Regions from separate parts of the Mus musculus genome. Here all the other regions are linked to region 1. A link is a contact called in ENCODE POLR2A ChIA-PET data. All regions are on one chromosome and are shown on one strand. Each heading gives the region's core, a stretch centred on a gene start or an enhancer-like site at or near the end of the contact. The rest is flanking DNA. Distances are from core to core; before and after follow the strand shown. Region 1 holds the start of Rtn3 (reticulon 3). Region 2 holds the start of 2700081O15Rik (RIKEN cDNA 2700081O15 gene). Region 3 overlaps Plaat3 (phospholipase A and acyltransferase 3).

What was found. ChIA-PET counts read pairs that join two places held with the same protein, here RNA polymerase II (POLR2A).
Region 2: POLR2A ChIA-PET joins it to region 1 with 23 read pairs in Patski. The contact joins the promoter of 2700081O15Rik here to the promoter of Rtn3 in region 1. POLR2A ChIA-PET finds 5 or more read pairs at or near these places in 2 of 5 experiments (Patski and embryonic stem cell).
Region 3: POLR2A ChIA-PET joins it to region 1 with 11 read pairs in embryonic stem cell. The contact joins the enhancer-like site here to the promoter of Rtn3 in region 1. POLR2A ChIA-PET finds 5 or more read pairs at or near these places in 3 of 5 experiments (Patski and embryonic stem cell).

The regions. Positions count from the first base shown.
Region 1 is chr19:7,481,959-7,486,230 of GRCm38, forward strand. Rtn3 (reticulon 3) reads right to left here and starts at 1,333. Exons shown (of 9, transcript NM_001003934.2): 1 at 981-1,333. The coding sequence starts at 1,125.
Region 2 is chr19:7,415,588-7,419,938 of GRCm38, forward strand. 2700081O15Rik (RIKEN cDNA 2700081O15 gene) reads left to right here and starts at 2,038. Exons shown (of 5, transcript NM_175381.6): 1 at 2,038-2,330. The coding sequence starts at 2,192.
Region 3 is chr19:7,581,791-7,586,390 of GRCm38, forward strand. It overlaps Plaat3 (phospholipase A and acyltransferase 3), which reads left to right. Exons shown (of 5, transcript NM_139269.2): 5 at 3,775-4,600. The coding sequence ends at 3,876. Among named protein-coding and RNA genes, the nearest start is that of Lgals12, 23 kb to the right of the region's middle. Within about 2 kb of position 1,486, at least 1 of the 3 ENCODE cell types and tissues checked has a DNase peak (open chromatin) inside an H3K27ac peak, as active enhancers do.

The sequences.
Region 1 (4,272 bases), core at 83-2,582:
CAGACTTGTATACAAAAGAAACTAAAGGAGGCCGCCAGCGTCCCTCCTAGTCTTTTCACACACAAGAGAGAAGGGGGTTCAAGCAGCCCAGGCTTTGTCTGAATTCTTTCCCCTGCAGCAATCGTTCCCTTTTGTTATGCTGCTATTGAGAATAGGCCATCGAAAACAAGAAATCAAAACATGGTGATGGCTTGGCAAGACTGTATTTATTATCTTCTAGAATATAGCAACTGACTGCGTGTCCCCACCCCCACGATGCACCACCGGTGAAGAGCCGGCTGTGTTGCAGATGCAGCCAAGGATCCATCTTGGACTATCAGCAGCTCCCTCCCAAATCTTCCCATGCTATTCTCATCACGCCTCATCTACCTCAGAGTCTCAGAAAAAAAAAAAAAAAAAAAAAAAAATCTGGCATTCAGTTTAGCCAAAAACAGTAACAGAACTTCCTGATCCTTCTGGCGAACAAAAAAAAAAAAAAATTTTTTTTTGGAAGGCTATATCATCCATTTAAGATTGTGTCAACCGGTCTGCAAACCTGCAACGCCACCTTTTCCACCACTACCCCTCTCAAAATCCTAGCGACTTCATTTCTCCTACGTCCCACCTGTCACAATCCCCTGAGGCTCGCTAATCCTGCTCTAAGTCACCCCCACCCCCCGACCCACCCTAGGGCTCTCGGGCCTCCAGCACTCGATCCATTGGGTGCACATAGCCTTTCTCCGTTTTCACCCCACTGCGGTGCCCTCCCTTGCAGGGGGTCAGCGTCAACGCCCACTCTAGTTCACCACCCCGCCCCCAACCTGTTTTCTTCACACCCCGTTATTTCCTCACCTCGGTCCTTCGCTCCCCTCCCCCTTAGCCTGTTCCTCAAATGCCCGCCAAGAGACTAAAGCCGCCCACGGCCCAGACAGGTCGCTCGCCCCTTCCCGGAGACCCAGTAGCTCGCGCTCCCCAGGGACCAAGCCCCACGCGCGCCTCACCCGCACACGAGGAGCCGCAGCTCTTCGCCCCCAGGGCGGGGCAGGCTCCAGGGCTCCCGCCGCCGCCGCCGAGAGCTGACGGCTCGGCCCCGGAGGACGACGAGGAGACTGACGGGGACTGAGTGGCCGCTGACGACTCCGCCATGGCTGTACGAGCAAGGGCGGGAGAAGGGTGAAGAGAGACGTAGGGCGGGAGAGTGGGAGGGGACACAGAATAATCCAGCAGCTGGCTCTCCGAAGTTCCCGGCGACGCCTGTTCGGAAGACTGACTCCGACAGACTGACTGACTCAGCCGAGCTCCGCAGGGAGAGAAGGAGTGCGAGCGCGCATGCGCACAAAGAGCCTGGACGCGCGGGCGGCGGCCTCGGAGGCGCGCAGCGACGCAATGCGCAGGCGCAAGAACTGTCCCTCTGCGCTCCCGCAGGAAAGGACGCAGTGACTGGGCCCGCGGGTGGGGCAGGCCTCTCGGGGGTGAGGGGTAGGGGGTGGGGGAATGGGGGAAAGCCTGACGTAAGGGGCGTGGCTAAACTCTAGAACCGGCCCGCCACTGCAGCCCCTGCTACAGATTAACCGTGCCCAGTCTCCCCACCTTCCACTTGTTTATGTGAATGTTTTCTAGCTGGCAGATTATGTTTCTTTATGCCTTCATAAGCTACAAATTTTTTATTATAAATCCTAATTGATGTCTTTGCCTGATACGTACCAGCCTGTGACTCCAAAGAGTACAATATTTAAAGACCCCCCCTCTGTAATGTTCTTTTTGAATTATCTGGTCGTGTCGTAATATCGCCCCACCGAGGCAGGCATGGTACAGTCCCATGTTTGATAGGTGGAGAAAGATGCTAAACAGAATGAGAAACTATTACTCATTCCAATCACATTGCAATGCAGGCACAGAATCGGCTTCATATTTTTATCTTGTTTTTCTTCCCAAAGAGGCTTCAGGTTGTCTTTTCTCTGAGCTATGTTCTGAGCTACAAAAAACATACTTTGGAAAATAAAAAAGAAGCTGCCGAGGAAAGGAAAACCAGGAGAAAACGTCTTGGTTGGGACTGGGGGAATGGAGTGGACATGAAATGAGGTATTAAAAATGAGGCACAGATACTCATAATACTGAATTTTATTCATGTCCTAAGATGAGTCCCCCAAAAAATGACATTTGAAACTGGACATCAATTTATGTCAAATTTTGTTCTTTTTAAATTTTAAGTACATAATGATGATAAAGCTGTGGGATTTGATGTTGCTAAGTAGCAATCTATGACCCAAAGTGCAATTGCAGATTCAGCAAATTCTGTAAAGATGCTAACTCACAGAGGGAGCGCTAGGCAAGCAGGCTGCTGCAGATGGGGAACAAGCTGTGGACCGCATCTGTCCTAGACAGTTTTTTAAGGTCAAATAAAGCTCAGATAGCATCTTGGTTGTTGCAGTGTTCTGAAAACGATCCAGGATATTTCCCAAAATGACTCTGGAAAATATCTTACTCTGTCACTCAACGGCAGGCATCAATTGATAGTGCAGCAAACTGTCCCCCGATGCTGTTGAGTGCCAGAGAACGATGGCAAAGGGAACTGTATGCCAGTAATCAGGAATCCAATTACTTATTTTGGTGAATGCTTAAGTATTTTTTTCTTAAAGTCTATGTTAAAGTCAGGCATGCTGGATAGTTCTATGTTACCTTGAAATCTGAAAAGAGGGAACCTTGATTAAGAAAATGACTCCAGCCAGGCAGTGGTGGCACACACCTTTAATCCCAGCACTTGGGAGGTAGAGGCAGGTGGATTTCTGAGTTCAAGACCATCCTGGTCTACAGAGTGAGTTCCAGGACAGCCAGGGCTACAACAGAGAAACCCTGTCTCTGGAAAAAAAAAAAAAAAAATGACTCCAGGGCTGGTGAGATGGCTCAGTGGTTAAGAGCACTGACTGCTCTTCCAGAGGTCCTGAGTTCAAATCCCAGCAACCACATGGTGGCTCACAACCATCTGTACTGGGATCTGATGTACTCTTCTGGTGTGTGTTTGAAGACCGTTACAGTGTACTCATATAAATAAAATAAATAAATCTTTAAAAAAAAAAGAAAAGAAAAAGAAAATGACTCCATAAGATCAGGTGGTGAGCAAGCCTAAAGGATATTTTTCTTAATCAGTGATCAATGGGAAAGGGCCCAGCCCATTGTGGGTAGGAGCATCCCTGGGCTGAAGATTCTGGGCTCTATAACAAAGCAGGCTGAACAAGCTAGAGAGCAAGCCAGTAAACAGCACTCTCCACGGCCTCTGCATCAGCTCCTGCCTCCAAGTTCCTGCCCTGTTTGAGTTCCAGTTCTGACTTCCTTCAGAAGTAAGTAGAATAAACCTTTTCCTTCCCATGTTTGTTTTTTGTTTTTTGTTTTGTTTTGTTTTGTTTTTGTCACTGTTTTGATGCAGCAACAGGAACCCTAACAAAGTTGTACCAGTGTAGTGGGGTCTTATGACAGACTGGATCATGTGCCCTAGCTCTTCCCTCTTGGAGTATGAAAGTGCTTATTTTTGATGTTACAGGAACCCACAGTTGAGAGACTTTAAAACGTTTTTAAAAAGAGATTTTAGAGTTTTACAGAGAGTTTGGATTTTAAAAGAGACTGGGTATTTTTTTTTTTTTTAAAGACTGAAAACTTAATGAGTGAATTTGTAAGGCTGTGGGACTTTTTCTTTTTTTTTTTTTTGTTTTTTTTTTTTGTTTTTTGAGACAGGGTTTCTCTGTGTAGCCCTGGCTGTCCTGGAACTCACTCTGTAGACCAGGCTGGCCTCGAACTCAGAAATCTGCCACCACTGTCCAGCCTATGGGACTTTTTAAGTTTGTAAAATGTTTCATCCTGTGATGTTTATATTAATGTGTGATCTTGGGGAAGAAAGGAAAGGGTATGACTTCACAGTGATTTGTGTGTCAAGTTGACTAGGGTCAGTTGTATTGGATATCCTAAAACATCAGGTGTGGCAGCACAGGCCTGTAATCCCAGCACTCCGGCAGTTGAAGTTTAACGAGGAGAAGGGGGCTTGAGGCCTTATTTTAGGACTAACAGGAATTCAGTAAAAATTTTTTTTGGGTGGGGAATGCCCCAGAAGAAATGTCTGTGGCCCTGGCTGGCCTGTACTTCCTCTGTACATGAGGCTGGCTTTGAATTCAAAGAGATCTACCTGCATCTGCCTAAGAGTTGGGACTAAAGGCAAATGCTATCATACCTGGACTTACAATTAAATTACAGGCCCACACCATCTTGTCCAGGTCAGAGACTAAAAAAATTATATTTATTTTC
Region 2 (4,351 bases), core at 788-3,287, 66 kb before region 1:
ACTGCTTTCTTTTGGTAACAAGATTACCTTTTATAAATAATATCAGAAAGGACAGATCCCAAAGTGTTTTGCAGGGCTGGTTCTTATACCTGGAAACTAAACTAGATAAAGCACGAGGCCTTAGGAAGACAGACTTCTTTCACTTAGGTCACTAGTTGCTTTGGACTATTTTATTCCCTTAGAATAGGTTCTTGGATAGAATCTAGTGCTAACACTAATCATCCTGCCTCAGTTTCCAGAGTGCTGGAGTCAGAGCTTCCTGCCACCACATCCAGCCCTTCCTTCCTTCCTTTTTTTTCCCCCTTGCCTATAAAGACCTACCTGCCTGCCAGTGCAGGGGTGAGAGGCGCGCTCCATGACCCCTAGCATCTTTTTAGGTTTTACATGGTAAGATGTAAAGGCCATTTCCTTGTCCTTTTCTTTGTGTTCCTGGGCCTAGCAACCTTCCACTTCGTGGTGCATCCGGCATTCATCCGTCCCATGAGCATGTGGCTCTGCTCAGTCCAAGAGGTGAACTGAAGGGCAGCCAACCGTGGGAGAGCAGTGCTATGGAAAGGGACTTATATTTCCCCAAGGTGAAATCTCTCCCAAGTCATTCCGGAGACTACGTGTGAGTGTGTGTATGTGTGTGTGTGTGATTTCCACCAGTGACTCTTGTCCTCTTGGCATATACACTTCGGAGAATGGTTTCCTGTGGGTCGGGTAATTTAATAGTTTCCTTACTCCCAAGGGGCTGAAACTGTTTCCTTTTTATAAACTGAGGATGTCTAAGTTACCCGCATTAGTAGCAATCTTGTTCACTGCTGCATGTCCAGAGTGTCAGCTCTTGTAGCACATAGTAGGTGTTAAGTGTGAGAATGACTCCATGAATGGTGCCTTCTTTGACTGTGGTGTGCCTCCCCGACAGGGAGGGAATAAAACCCACTTCTAGACCCTCATGGTCTCTGGCATCCTGTAATTTGGATCTCCAGGCCTCTGCTTTGTTGTGGACGACTAACCAAAGGCTAAGGGAGGACCTGTTTCTCCAGCTGGCCCTGGCAGGACCCCAGGTTGCCTCGACCCTACAACCTTTCGAGGTTCCTTCTCCAGGCTTACCGGGAGCCTGAGACCTGAAGGTGTCCCTCGGCCGAAGCCAGAATTCGCCCCAGGGTTTTCCAGCCTAGGGATGCGAATCTCCAGCTGCCCATCACCAGGATCCCAGTCCCTTCTTTGCACCTTCGTCCTGTGCAGGAGCCCGGGGCTGAGCGGAGTGCCTCACCCGGTACCTATAGGCCTGCGGGGGCAGGAGCCTGAATCACCGCCGCAGTCTCCCTCTCTTTCCGGCTTCCAGCCCAGGGCCACCTCTGTTTCGGAACGCCGGCTGGCCAGGCGCAGCGTGCTAGCTCTCTTACACTCCTCTGCGCGCCCCTCTTCCCGGCTTGCGCTTTCGCGGCCGCCGCCCTCACTCTGGCCGGCTCCAGGGAAACCTCGCCCCGCCGCCCCTCCCCGGTAGAAGCCAGAGCTGCCAGCGCTAGCCCCAGGCTCCCGCGGGAGGGGGCGCGGCAGCCCCCACGGCTCCACCCTCTCCGCGGGGCCGCGGCCATCTGGGGCCCCTGCCAGGCGCGTCTGCTTGGGGCCCGCGCCCAGCTCCTGCGGGAGGACGAGGCACCCCGGAGAGGGGAACGGTGCCGCCGCACCGGGCGGTCCCCTGCTAGCGGGCTGCGGAGAGCCGCGCTCGGAGATGCCCCGAGGGGGCGGTGGCTGAAGCGCGTCGCAGCGGACTGGACACGGGCGCCCCTGGTCACCTCGGCGACTCTTTACCAGCCGGAGCTGCAGCTGCGGACGCGGCAGGGCGGACCCACGAGGGCGCTGAGGACCGTGCTCCCCGCGTCCGTAACAAGCGCCCGTTGCGGACTTGCCACCTCCCGCTTTCCCCGCACCAGCCCCCCGCGAGCTGGCAGGAGGAAATTGCGCGCGGCCCCTTTAAATTTACCCAGGAGCCCTTAAAGGAGCCCCAGGGGCCCCAGACAGGAATCCCCACCCCGGTCCAGCCCGCGCTGCCGAGCGAGCAGTCAGCCGTCCGTGCGGCCGGCCGCCCGTGAATGCGCCCCGCGCCCGGGGGCCCCGCGCACCGAGCGCCCCGCGTGCGCCGCCGCTGGCTCCGCGGCCCCGCGCCCCGCCGCCCCGGGGCCCCCGCTCCGCAGCGCAGCGCATGGAGCCCGGCGGGGACCACCGGAGCCGGAGCGGCGGCGGCAGGGGCGGCCCCGGGCCCGCAGTGACCTCGGCACGGGGCCGACGGCTGCCGCCCACCGCAGCGAGCGGCGGCACGGAGCCCGAGGAGGACGACGGCGGTAAGATCTGGGGCCGACGACCGGGGGTGGGGGGCCCCGGCGTGGGGGAGGGGAGGGCTGCGGCTCCGGGCCCCTCTCGGCCGCCGAACAAAGCGGGGGACGAGCGCAGGGCGGCTCGGGGCGCCACCTGGTGGGCGCAGAGAGCAGCTACAAGGCCCGCGGGGCGCTCCCTGCCCGTGGCGGGGTCTGCCCGCCGGGCTGGGGCGGATCCCTGCTCCTTAAAGGGCCCCGCGTTGCTCGTTTTTTGGGGGGGGGGGCAGCGACGTGGGAGTCGAGGTGCTGGAACTTGCGGCTCCCGCCCTTTCTCTTTCACACTCCCAGGTGGTCTGTCTTTTAAAGGCTTCCCAGTCCCTCTGTCCCTTTCTGAGGCTTTCCCCAGAGTAGCATAGCTCGGGATTCCGCTGTTCTCGGTTATGCCATCCCTTTCTGCGTGGCCTTGCTGGAGACGTGAACTCTTCCCTTCACGGTTACGCTACGAGAAACAAAGCGCAGCCTGCGTCCTGGGGGCCCCCGTCTGTCATACCCCACGTCGGGAAGGTCTTAGTGAGGGATGGGTTCGCACACGAAGGTGGATGCCCCACCCGTGCGTTGTCGCGTTTCAGAATCGATTTTGGCCCCAGTTTGTCAGCTGTACCAAGACCTGCCGGCCCTAGTTGGCCCTTAAAACCAACTGCTTTTTTTTGTCTCCCTTCTGTAAGGTTCATTGCCTTTAGATCAGCGGAGGTTCCATCCGTACTAGGGAGAGTGCTCTCTACTCTTTGAGCTCCTCTCCCTATAAGCCCCCGCCCCCCACCCCCCCTTTTTATTTTTTTGAAAAAAATCTCAGCTCCTCCTTTTTCTTTCTTTCTTTCTTTTATTTTTTTCTTCTTTCTGCTCTTAAAGGGCCAGTCTGCCTTAGATTTAACAGTGGTCCTGCACTGGAAAGATGCTTAGTAGGATGCTAGCTATTCAGTCAGTGCATTTGCAGACAAAGGCGTATAGGCCCAGAGAGCGGATGTGACTGACCTACCAAAGGTCACTGGGCAAGGCACCAGTGAAGCCAGATCTTGAATCTAATGTTTTTTCTATACCTCTACCTTAAAAAAAAGTAATGGAAGACAAACAAACAAAACCTTCAAACCAAAACAGACAAAAAAACCACCCCCAAACCAACCAACCAACCAAACAAAAAACACCCAAAAAACCAAAAAACCAAACAACTCCACACGAGGACAAGAGCCCTCTCTGATCCTGTCATTTGTTTGTCTGACTCTGGGATTCTGTACTGAGAGAATGCCAGAGTCTGCTTGTTTCGTCTTTGTGGCCAGGAGACAGTTTTCTAAATAAAAAATGGTCAGCCAGCACTGCAAGGAGGGCTCTGGGTGTCTTTGACAAAGTGAAAGAACACTAATGGTTGGAGAGGCCCCAGAAGTGCACACTGTTGGGAGGGCTGGCAGCAACCACATCCCTGCTAGCACAAATGAGATAAACTAGAACGACTTAATGGGTGTGATGGGTGGTGGCTGCTCCCCAGTCTGAAGAGCAGTCGGTAGTCACTCTGCTGGCCCTCCGACCTCCTCTTTTCGGGTCATTGTGCCTCCCAGACTCTGGGGAAGTCCAGGTCCGAGAAACTCCTTTCCCTGGAGGTGTTGACAGCTGTATCTTAGGTGTCCCTCCAGTGGAAGACCTGACAGTTCCTACCTCATCCTTAAACTGCTATTTACAGGATGGCATATTGGGAAAGGGAGATAACCTTTGGTGGGTGCCCTCCTGGAGGGGCCTCAGGTGGGTGGGTGTTGTGCACAGATCTGGGTGCAGACAAATACCCCCTATTGTTCCCCTCTCCCTACTGCTTGCTGTATTCTGGCTGTAACTGCCCAGCCTGCTGAGCTTCTGGCTTTATCCCTCCTTAAACTCCGTGGCCTTCACCTTGGTTTTAAAGTCTTCAGCAAGCTAGCCCAGTGCCCACATCTCTTTGTTCTCCAGCTGGGTCCCTGCTCTCTGTGTGGGTGTTCCAACCCCCTCATCACCCACTTCCCTTT
Region 3 (4,600 bases), core at 236-2,735, 100 kb after region 1:
TGAAAGCATTCTTTTAGCAAACAGAAATCGGACCTGCAGTGTGATGTTGCTCTACTGTGATGCCCTTCCCTGCAGGCAGCTTTGAACAAGTGTTAATTTTCCCTGATAAGAGTAGAGACTTCTAAGCCGGGTGGTGGTGGCGCACGCCTTTAATCCCAGCACTTGGGAGGCAGAGGCAGGTGAATTTCTGAGTTCGAGGCCAGCCTGGTCTACAGAGTGAGTTCCAGGACCGCCAGGGCTACACAGAGAAACCCTGTCTCGAAAAACAAACAAAACAAAACAAAACAAAACAAAACAAAGAGTAGAGACTTCTAACCAGCAGGCAGAACTCAGTCTACCTAAATAAAACTTCAATTTAATTACATAGAACCTGTCACCAAGCTATCATAACATGTTCTTAAGTACATATAAAAAAGATGTATGTATGTATGTATGTATGTATGTATGTATGTATGTATGTATGTATGATCTGACTGTACCACTTTCTTAGTACCACCAGGACTAACTAGATACTATATTCATATCCTAACCATTCTCTTTGTGTACTAAGTGTGACCACAAACACTGGGGCTATTGTTGTGTGCCTCCACAAAGTATCTTTTGTCTGAACCAGCAGTATCAGCATTTGTTTGCACATTATGGCTTTCAGGAAAGAATGAGGCTCATGTTGTTCCTCCTCCATTATCTGCATTTTACCCCTCCTGATATAGAACTCAGCAAGGAAAACACTGGATAGAAAAGGTGTGTGTGTGTGTGTGTGTGTGTGTGTGTGTGTGTTCCTGTGTGTCTGAGTGTATGTAGAGGCAAAAAGTCAACTTCCAGTGTCATTCTGCAGGTACTGTCCCTATTTTTTTTTAAATGAACGAACAATCAAACAAACAAAAACATCTCTTGATGACTTGGAATTTGTCAACTAGGCTGAGCTGACTGACAGTCCCAGGAAACGGGTTTTTCTCATCTCCCTGCACTTGGGTTACAAATGCATGCCCCCATACTTGGCTTTTTAAGGGGTTCAGGAGATCGAACTCAGGTTTTTGTTTTACAAGTCAAGCACTTACTCACTGTTCCATCTCCCCAGGTAACTCCATAACACCATGGCTTGAGGCCAGCCAGCAGTCAGAGCTCTCTGGTTGGTAGTACCATTCACACTTGCATCCAAACTAGGTTAACAATGAGGGAAGGCAGGGGGTATAGAAGGTAGGCACTAGGTAAGGAGCCAATGAATAGGGTGAGGGCAAGGGGCTCATTAATGTTGTGAGATGACCCCAGTGGGCTGTTTTCAGTACCCACAGTCTGTTTCTACTTGGCATGGTCAGATTCCCTAGAAAACTCTTCCAGGCTTGAGTGGAGGGTGACATTCTGGGAACAGCAGAGGGGTCTTGGAGGCTCAATTTAGCATGCTCATAGTCACTCAGTGCCCCGTTGGCGGTTACGATACAATCTGGAATGCATGTCTAGACTTGCAGATCCCTAGAGCTTCTGTTTTACCCTGTCCAGAGATCAGTCACGCCTCTGCTGGGGCGAGGGAGGGGGTCCGTGAAACTGGAGGAAGTGCTCTCTCTCTCTTCCTTTTCACTCCCAGAGGAACCTGGGTGTGTCCATCTGACGGAGGAAGTGCTTTCTCTTCCTTTTCACTTCCAGAGGAACCTGGGTGTGTCCATCTGACCCTTTTAGGAGTTTCTTTCTTTAACACAGGCTACTTCTCAGCTTCTTTGTCCTCAGCCATAAGAGCTAGGCTCACAACAAAAAACGAAATGCCTCTAATTAAAAAGAAAGATCTCTGTGGTGCTGGGTAGTGAACTCAGTGTCTTCTCCATGGTAGGCTGTTGCTCGACCATAGCTGTCTCCCAGCCCAAACAAATGCTGTCTTTTATTTCAGTTAGGTTTTAGGAGGGAGTGGAATTTGACAAATGTTTAGCTTTTCCCTACACCCCCTCTTTTGCAATGCTTTTTGTCCTACTCGATAGCAGCTCAAGTCAGATAGTCTCACATCTGCATTACATAACTACCTTTACTAGTGGAATTTACTTAAGAATAGACAGATGGAGACCGGTAAGAATAGACAGATGGAGACTGGTGCCTAGACTTTAGGCAGAACCTGGGGAATCTTGTGGATGAGGGGGAAGAAGGATTGTGGGAGCCAATGGGGTCAAGGACACCAAAAGAAAACTCACAGAATTAACTAACCTGGGTCCATAGGGGATCACAGAGACTGAACCACAACCAGGGAGCCTGACTGTGACTGACCAAGGCCCTCTGCACATGTTACAGTTGTATAGCTTGGTCTTCATATGGGGCTCCTAACAGTGGGAGCAGGAGCTGCCTCATCTAGCCTCAATAGGAGAGGATGTGCCTAGTCTTAACTGCAACTTGATATGCTAGGCCTGGTTGATATGCAGAGAAGTGGGGAAGGGTGGGGAGAAGATCTAGGAGGAAGGGAGAGAGGGGAACGGGGGTTGGGAGGTAAAATAAATAAATAAATACATAAATAAATAAGAAAGAATAGAGAGGTTCAGTGGCTCACATTCTCCTGGAATCCCAATGCATGGTGGGTAAAGGCAGGACCAGGAGTTTAAGGCCATCTTTGGTGCTGGTTAGTTTTATATCAACTTGACACAAGTTAGAGTAGTTTTGGAATGAGAGAACCTCAACTAAGAAAATGTCCCCACCAGATTGGCCTGTGAGCAAGCCTATGGTGCATTTTCTTGCTTGATAATTGGTACGGGAAGGCCCGTTTCACTGTAGGCATTAACATTCCTGGGCTGGTGGCCCCAGGTGTTAAGAAAGCAGGAGGAGCAAGCCATGAGAAGCAAGCCTGCAAGCATAAGCAATGTTCCTCCATGGCCTCCACACAGGCTCCTGCCCTGCCTTCCCTCAGTGATGGAGCATTACCTGGAAGTGTAAGATAGAACAAACCCTTTCTTCTACAAGTTGCTTTTGGTCACGGTGTTTTATCACAGCAATAGAAACTGTAACTAAGACCAAGTTTGAGACCAGTCTGGACTACATGCAACCTTTTCTTAAAAAAATAAAAATAAAAATAAAAATAAATAAAAAGAGACCTGTGGAATAGAGGCAACTATGTCTTGACTCTGGTCTCTTGGTGAACACTGGAGTCCATACAAAGAGAGAGCTGGGTGTAGTGTCATGCCTGGCACTCAGGAGGCCAAGGCAGGGGGTCTTGAGTTCAGGGTGCTACAGAGCAAGATCCTGACTCCATAAGAGAAAAACAAGCATTCAGCAAAACAAACAAACAAACAAACAAACAAACAAACAAACAAACACAAGAAACCCCAGCCCTTTAAAGGGCTGAGCACCTCCAAGCCTGGCAGGCCGGACACTGGACACATGGCATGAGGTGAGGTCCTTGCTCTCATGGAGGTCAGATTTTTTTTTTTTTTTTGAGTTCTCAATTGCAATCCCTTCCTGACCTTACACTTGCCCACTGGCTGTCCATCTTCCCATTCTGCTGTCATCCCTCTCTTCTTTCCATAGATGCCTTACAAAGGTTTGTATGCTTTAAATAGTCCAGAGCCTCATTCAGGTTACTATTTTGAGTCTGTGTCAATTCCAGGCCAGCTGGTTCTGTCCATTCATTTCCTTGCCCAGCCCTCTCCTTCCCACTGCCCCTGCCAGTATTTGTTGGCTCTTCAGTTTGGCCACTGGAAGCGAAGGGGGCATGCGAAGTGACATGAGCAGAGTGACCCTGGTCAATGAAAAGCCTGTTCCCACACTCGTTACACAGAGCTTGACTCACCCTCCTCTCTGTTGCAGGTCAGAGATGCGGTCAAGGCGGTAGGCATCGCTGGAGTGGGCTTGGCGGCCTTGGGCCTCGTTGGAGTCATGCTCTCCAGAAACAAGAAACAGAAGCAATGAGCTGAATGACTGCCCAGTTTTTGGGCTCTTCTTTTGCTAGAGGGTTTGGAGTTTGATTTATAGATTCTATTGCTTTATAATTAGGTTTATTTTCACAACATACAATAAACCACAAGAAAGGAATTTTTGTGAGGATACTGCAGTAGCTACCTGGTGTGAAGTCTCTGGAGGGAAGCTCGGGGCTCTGTTCTGGATAACAGTCTTTCCTGGCTGGCCTTTCTGTTTGCTGTGGTACCCTTTGTATTGCAGAAAACAGAGTCCAACACTGTTATCTCAAGTGAAGCGCATTACTGCGTGCCAGATACTATGGTATGCCAAAGGAGACAGCCTGGGTACACAGAAATGGAAACATCAGATAGCCAGGGATCTTGGCCTAGAACTTGTTTCAACGTGGCGCTTTGAGACTCAGGCGCTGGAGTTTATGGATATTCAGTGGTGTGAGAAGGACAAATCCTGGAGTGTTGGGGCTTTAGCTCAGTGATAGAGTGCTTTCCTGGCGAGCATGCAGTTTTAGGTTCAATCCCTCGTGTCATCCTAAAACCTTCCGATTTCCTTCTGCAGTACAGCTCTGTTCTAGTCAGGTTTCTATTGCTAAGATAAAGACTTGAAACCCCTTGGGGGAGGAAATGGTTTATTGGCTTACATATCCCTGGCCACAGTCCATTGAGAGACGCTCAAAGGAACTCAAGGCAGGAACCGAAGCAGAAACCATGATGGGTGCTGC